Regions from separate parts of the Homo sapiens genome. Here region 2 is linked to region 1. A link is a contact called in ENCODE Hi-C or POLR2A ChIA-PET data. All regions are on one chromosome and are shown on one strand. Each heading gives the region's core, a stretch centred on a gene start or an enhancer-like site at or near the end of the contact. The rest is flanking DNA. Distances are from core to core; before and after follow the strand shown.

What was found. A loop is a pair of places that touch in the nucleus more often than their neighbours do. ChIA-PET counts read pairs that join two places held with the same protein, here RNA polymerase II (POLR2A). Pooled maps may share reads with other maps.
Region 2: a map of naive thymus-derived CD4-positive, alpha-beta T cell shows a loop between it and region 1 (17-fold over the local background). The contact joins the enhancer-like site here to the promoter of PDS5A in region 1. A Hi-C loop is called at or near these places in 2 of 168 maps with a recorded cell type or tissue (PC-9 and naive thymus-derived CD4-positive, alpha-beta T cell) and 8 of 50 pooled maps. POLR2A ChIA-PET finds 5 or more read pairs at or near these places in 1 of 52 experiments (activated B cell).

Annotation. Positions count from the first base shown.
Region 1 is chr4:39,976,211-39,979,874 of GRCh38, reverse strand. It overlaps PDS5A (PDS5 cohesin associated factor A), which reads left to right and starts at 1,964. Exons shown (of 33, transcript NM_001100399.2): 1 at 1,964-2,418; 2 at 3,258-3,435. The coding sequence starts at 3,298. RefSeq lists silencers at 1,740-2,379, 2,430-3,179 and an enhancer at 2,717-3,625.
Region 2 is chr4:38,757,302-38,760,965 of GRCh38, reverse strand. It overlaps the pseudogene RNA5SP158. Among named protein-coding and RNA genes, the nearest start is that of TLR10, 24 kb to the left of the region's middle. RefSeq lists an enhancer at 3,489-3,618. Within about 2 kb of position 1,250, at least 9 of the 41 ENCODE cell types and tissues checked have a DNase peak (open chromatin) inside an H3K27ac peak, as active enhancers do.

The sequences.
Region 1 (3,664 bases), core at 715-3,214:
TGTAGTCCCAACTACTTGGGGGCCTGAGGCACAAAAGTCGCTTGAACCTGGGAGGCGGATGCTGTAGTGAGCCGAGATCATGCCACTGCACTGCAGTCTGGGCGACAAAGTGAGACTTCATCTCAAAAAATAATAAAATAATATAAAAAATAAATAAAATAAAATATATGTACATATACAAAACTCCATTTAATAATGGGCAAGCTACTGAGGAGGATGAAAGATAAAATCATTGTTGTTTAATTAAATGTAACACACAAAGAAATATCAAATTTGGCCGGGCGCGGTGGCTCATGCCTGTAATCCCAGCACTCTGGGAGGCCGAGGCGGGCGGATCACTAGCTCAGGAGATCGAGACCATCCTGGCTAACATGGTGAAACCCCGTCTCTACTAAAAATACAAAAAAAAAAAATTAGCCGGGCGTGGTGGCGGGCGCCTGTAGTCCCAGCTACTCGGAAGACTGAGGCAGGAGAATGGCGTGAACCCGGGAGGCAGAGCTTGCAGTGAGCCGATATCACGCCACTGCACTCCAGCCTGGGTGACAGAGTAAGATTCCGTCTCAAAAGAAAAAAATAAATATCAAAAGTGACAGGGAGAGCCTAAAAAGAGAGCAGCTTTTGGTCCACTTAATAGTTTGGATGAGGACACTTTTAAATGGATTCTGCCTGGTACTGTAAATGCCCAAGAACAAAGCATTGACTTTTGGGCAGAGTTCTAGCAAATCAGCAACTGTGGAGTGTCAGATTCGCAATGACTGCTCTTGTGTAATACGTCAAAAACAAGTCAGTGAGCTGAAATGCAGTACCTTTACTATTTTTAAGTTGACGTTAAAGGATGTGGGAAAAAAATAGACCAATGGGTACCCATCAAGAATAATTTGAATAAACAATCGAATATCATTTTAAACTATGGTAGTGGTCAGTTTCAAGAGCTGAATGTGATTTCATATTATCGTATCCTTTTTTCAACTTTCTCTTCGGAAATTTTGTGTATGCTCTTGATTTTTTTTAAATAGGTAAGTGTATGTTCTTGCGTTAATTTGTTTCAATTACATACATTAAATTGCTCAAACACTGCTGCGTGCACTGTTTTTACCTGATAGTGGTTTTCCTTTGGATGACAGAAAACGTTAATGCTTGGTAGGTTTAAAACATTTTTAAAAAATGAGCTCTTCCTTATTTACAAGAATCACCCACCCAATTAATAAATGCTTATTTCTGGGTTCCACTCTCAGAGATTTTTATGTTTATGTATATTTTTATATTTTTTAGTGTTTTATTTTATATGTTATATTTTTATATGTTTTATGTTCATATATATTTTTACGTTAAAAAAACATATATTTTTATGTTTTTTAATCTTTGGAGTTGGAAACCTACGTTTTCAGCCAGTACCCAAAGTGATTGTGAGGCCTGGTGGCCCAAAGACCATACCTTGAGAACGACTCGACCCAATGCTATTTTCATGTTTTGCAGCTTTCAAAATATTAACTTCAGAAATCTAAGGAGGGTGGGCAACTCGGGTGGCTGTCAGAAGACCCGAGAGTGAGCCGCTCACGCTGCGCCCCATTGCACAACTTTCCTTGACTTTGCAGATCTCTCCCTGAGGAGGAAATCAGTTCATTTTCACCGAGCAATTAACTACCTCCCAACCAGTTTCGTCTATGTCCCTCAGGATGACCCCCAAAAGTCACCAGCTCATCGCCGCTGCGAAAGATAAAGCACTGTTTGCCCTGCGTGCCCTCGCAAGGCCGCGGGAACCTGGGCTCGCTTCCCGCCACCCGGGCTCCTCCTCCTCTCGCCCTCTCCGGTCGGGTCCTCCGGGAGGCGCCCCGCGCGGCAGGTATTGGCGCCAACCGGGTGGCGGCGCTGTCCGCCCTGCGCGCGGCCGCCTCGGGCCCGAGGGAGGCGGATGCACGGCCGGCGGAGGAAGGGGAGGGAGCGAGGAGCGCGCGCTGCTCTCGCGTGCTCTCGCGCCGCTCGCGTGACCGGCCGGTGTGTGCGCGAGGCCCCGGCTCCCGGGGCACGGACGGCCGGGCGCGCGCCTCTGCGAGGGGCGTCCGGGTCCGAGTCGGCGGTCCGGGCCGGCGCGAGGTGCGTGCGGGCGGGCCGCGGGGGTCCCGGACGGACACAAGCGCACACACTCCCGGAGGAGCCTTCGAGGCTGCTCTTCCTCGGCCAGACGGAGAGCGGCACTGTCTCCCCGCCCAGCGCTCACTCGCCCCGCGTCTCCCCCCGCGGCGGCTGCTCCTCCTCGGCACCGCCAGCCCCAGCGCCGCTCCCGGGCGGGCGGGCGGCGGCGGCGGCGGCGGCGGGACCCGCGGAGCCGCTTTGTGTGCAGCCCGACTAGGGGCGGCGGCGCAACCACCTGACAGAGGCCCGGGCGCTCGATGCACCTTCCGCCCGCATGAGGAGGAGGTAAAGGCGGCGGCGGCTCGGCTCCCGCCCTAGGCTGCTGGAGGGAGGGGACGGAAGGGGAGACTGGAGGGGGGGGCCGCGGGTCCGAGGCCCGGTGGGGCCGCCCGAGGGTGCCGGGAAGGCCTCGGCGGTGCCGGAGGCGCCAAGCGGCCGGGGGCCAGAGAAGCAGCTGGGGTCCCTCAGCCGAAGTTGAAGGAACAAAATGTGAAGTGCGGAGGCGCGTCAGCCGCTTCCTGGCGTGGGGCTGAGGGTGGAGGGCGGCTTGTTTTCCCCTCCCGCGGGGGTGAGGGAGCGGAACAGGGGAGGGGTGGCAGCGCGGCGGGGACTACCCCGGGTCCGAGGCTCGGCTGGGCAAGGGCGTTTTGTTCCCGGCAGCCGCCGCTGCGCGTGGGTCCGCTGGGTCCCTAGTTTTGCGGCCTAAGCCGAGCCCTATAGGCCTCGGGTCTGGTTTCCCGGAGGGGACTGGCCGGGCGGGACTGGGTGCTTCCCCACCGCCGAGCGGGGGCCTTGGGGTCCTTGCCGGCCTCCCGGGGCCGCCAAACTTCGGACCCTGGTGCTCGGGGGTGGATTTCATTGTGAAAGGCGGAATGGGAAACTCCTGGCGCTGTTCGGCGGCCACGGCGGCTGGTGCGGAGGAGCCCCGTGAGCCTGGGGCTGGCAGGGCCGGGTTGGCGGGGCCGGCGGGGTTCGATCCCTGGGAAAGAGCGGGTGGCGAGGCCGCTGCCGGGTCCCCGGCCTCTGGGGAGACAGGGCCTTTTCCAGATTAGAGAGATTTGAAATGAAAAAAGAGGTTACAAAGTCGCCCCTTTCCCGCTGAACTTTGGTTTTCTGACCGATAGAGGCCGGTAGAGGACTGTGAACCAAAAGTTGTCCCCCAGGATGGACTTCACCGCGCAGCCCAAGCCTGCCACTGCCCTCTGTGGCGTCGTGAGTGCCGACGGGAAGATCGCTTACCCTCCGGGGGTAAAAGAGATCACCGACAAGATCACCACGGACGAGATGATCAAACGCCTGAAGGTAAGTGTCTGGACGGATTTTGATGTCTTTGGTAGAAGGCGCTTTCTCCTGTGATACTGCTACCCTGCTCAGTCTGGCCTTTAAAGTTCCAAGTTTTTTAGATCTCTTACCCCCTCTGAAAGGTACTGTTGTATCTCAGATAACATCTTTGAGTGAGTTTTGTAGGGATATAACCATTGTGGGAAATTTAAAAGGAGTGTGATTTTTCAAAAACTTACTGGTTTTCAAG
Region 2 (3,664 bases), core at 1-2,500, 1.2 Mb after region 1:
CACTCCTGTCCCTAATTAGAAACAACAGCAGAGAATTGCTGAAAGCTATATTCCAGCTAAAACCAGGCTGCAGCGTTCGCATCACCTGAGAGACGTCAGACATGCAGAATTTCAGGCTCCATCCCAGGCCTACTGATTCAGAAGCTGCATTTTAGCAAGATCCTGGCTGGATTTTATGCACAGTAAAGTTTGAGAAAGAAGGCTTTAAAAATGAACTGAGCAATACAATCCTTTTTTTTTTTTTGCACGGGGGGAGGTGTTCAATAGCAGAGTAGGGTGACTCTAGTTAACAACAATGTATTGTATATTTCAAAGTAGCTAGAAGAGAGAACATGAAATGTTCCCAGCACGTAGAAATGATACTCAGGGTAATGGAGACTCCAAATACCCTGACTTGATCATTACACATTTGATGCATATAACAAAATAGCACATGTACTCCATAAATATGTAAACTATCATATATCATTAAAAAAAATAAACTGAAGGCCTTAAAAAGGAATAAAATAATGGCATTTGCAGCAACCTGAATGGAATTGGAGACCATTATTCTAGGTGAAGTGACTCAGGAATGGACAATCAAACATCGCATGTTCTCACTTATAAATGGGAGCTAAGCTATGAGGCCACAAAGGCATAAGAATGATACAATGGACTTTGGGACCTCGGGGGAAAGGGTGGGAGCGGGGGGGTGAGGGATAATAGACTACAAATTGGGTACAGCGTACACTGGTTGGGTTATGAGGGCACCAAAATTTCAGAAACGACCGCTAAAGAACTTATGCGTGTAACCAAACACAATCTGTTCCACCAAAACCTATTGAAATTTTTGAAAAATTATTTTCCTAAAATAAAGGATATTTCAAGGAGTGCCTTCTCCATCTTGTGGCCCTCTGATGATGATAGCTCTGAAAGCTTTGAAAAGCTTGCAAATACCCAACTTCAGGAATAAATCACCTCTGAGACCCTCACCTGAAGACAGGATACTTCCTGCAACTCCAGGACTTTAAAGTCGGAAGAATTGTTTTTTTAAACTGGACTCTGAGGACACACTCTTAAAGTCACTCAAATTCTCTACAAAATTCTTAAGTTTTGTGTTTCTATTTCTAAAGATAATAAAAATAATTGATATGATCAAAAAACAAAAATTAACAAAAAAACACAAAAACCCCCCAAAATGAACTGAGGTTGTGTGCCCTTGTGTGAAATTTTGGGTTGCAGTGCCACCTTGAGGTCACTTTAGTATTTTTCGCTGAGCTTTGCAGTGGACGAGCTGCGTGGGACACAACAGAAGTCAGTTCATTCCTCCCTGGAGGAAACAGACCGCCCTTGTGTTAGTGCCCAGAGGTCTCCGACTGCGGCCTCTCTGGGCCACACTGTCAATTGAAGAGATATGGGCCCTCTTCCAAGGACGCCTTCTATCCAAGCTTAGAAGAATGGCTCATAGGCTAAGGCACTTTCTGCGTCAGCAACAGCAACAGATCTCAAAGAATGTCTGCCCCCATCACAAGATTTTTCATAAAATGTAGAAAGCCATTAAAGCTCAGAGGCACAAAGCATGGCTTTAGAGATCATCTAGATGAGTGAGCCCCACCTTTCAGGAATGAGAATTGCTTTATGATAATGGTTGGCATTTGCTGCATATTTACTGTGTCCCAAGCACTGTTCTAAGCACCTCCATGTACTTAGTCATTTGAACCTTAGAACAATTTAGTGAGATCAAAATAGTGATCTCTATTTTACAGACTCCTGTGTGGCAGTCATTTTGTTTGTACTATTTGTTGGTTAGGAAAATCTACACTAAGAAGAAACTATTGCTATGAATCTAGTAATTCTTGAAAATGAATTTGCATTGAATTAAATCCAATAACAGCCAATAACATCTATATATATTCAGGGAAGAGTAGTATAGAGATATAAATTATGTTATCTACCAAGCCTCAGACCACGGTTGTGGCATAGATAGACTTAGGGCCTCTTGCAACAGCTCCAAAGCTCTCCACGGTATTCTTAGCCCACAGGCTGGGAACCCCCAGTGTAGAAACACACCCCACGTGCTTTATAGATGGCACACCGTACAATCCTGAACACACCTGATTTCATCTGGTCTCTGATGATTAGTGGGATCAGGCTACCTTGGTCTTGGATGGGAGATTGTGGGGGAAGTTGCAGATGAGGAAACTGACTTCAGAAAGTTGTTATAGTTATTCTTCTAGCTTGAAAAAGCTACACTAGAGAGAAAAAGAGACCATGGGCAGTATCTCCTTTTCATTCTTCAACCTATACACCCTAGGAAGGTTAATTCTCCTAAAACACAGTTCTGTTTGGGTTATTTTCCCCCTCAAAATGACCCCCAGCTCTACCTGACTGCTTATTGTAAGGTAAAGCCATCTTCGTCTCCAAAGCAAAATCGAATACCAACCAACCTGCTTGTTGTTACTCTGTTGATGTCCCTTACCCTCTGTCTAGACTATGTGTTGCCCATAGGACAAGAAGAATGCTGGCCTTAGAGAAGACTTGGAGGGAGAGCTTTGGAGCTGTTGCAAGAGGCCCTAAGTCTATCTATGCCACAATCGTGGTCTGAGGCTTGGTAGATAACATAATTTATATCTCTATACTAGCCTTCCCTGAATATATATAGATGTTATTGGCTGTTATTAGATTTAATTCAATGCAAATTCATTTTCAAGAGTTACTAGACTCATAGCAATAGTTTCTTCTTAGTGTAGATTTTCCTAACCAACAAACAGACTTGGAGGGAGGCCACCTAGTGGCTAAGGTGACCTTCCTTGGGAAGCAGCACCTGAGTTAAGTCACCAGGAGTGCATGTTTAGGTCCTACCCAGACACAGGAAGACAGTGCCGGTGAGCCACAGAGTTGGAGGGCCTTCTCTCAAGACCGAGCGTGAGTTCACTGTGAGAAATATAGCTACTGAGGTGACCAGGTCAGTGCACATGCTGGCAGAGTTCTCTCCTGCAGGCCCTCATGGGACAAAATGGCATCATCAGAAGGCTAGTGGTTGGTATTTACTGCATATTTACTGTGTCCCAAGCACTAAGTACTCCAAGTACTTAGTCATTTGAACCTTAGAACAATTTAGTGAGATCAAAATAGTGATCTCTATTTTGCAGATTCCCGTGTGGCAGTCATTTTGTTTGTAGTATTTTTTGGTTAGGAAAGTCTACCCTAAGAAGATACTATTACTATGAATCTAGTAACTCTTGAAAATGAATTTGCATTGAATTAAGCCAATAACATCCAATAGCGTCTATATATCTTCAGGGAAGGGTAGTATAGGGATATAAATTATGTTATCTACCAAGCCTCAGACCATAGTTGTGGCATAGATAGACTTAGGGTCTCTTGCAACAGCTCCAAAGCTCTCCAAGGTATTCTTAGCCCACAAGCTGGGAACCCTCAGTGTAAAAGTACATTGGTCAGCATGTGTCTTGGCCATTTCTTGTTTCTGGCTCTGCCCAATGTCAATCTCTTCTTCTGAAAAGTACACCACTTCCTTTTTTTTTTTTTTGGCAGTGGGGACGGAGTCTCACTCTGTCACCCAGGCTGGAGTGCAGTGGCATGATCTCGGCTCACTGCAGCCTCTGTCTCACGAGTTCAAATGATTCTCCTGCCTAAGGCTCCCAAGTAGCTGGGATTACAGGCG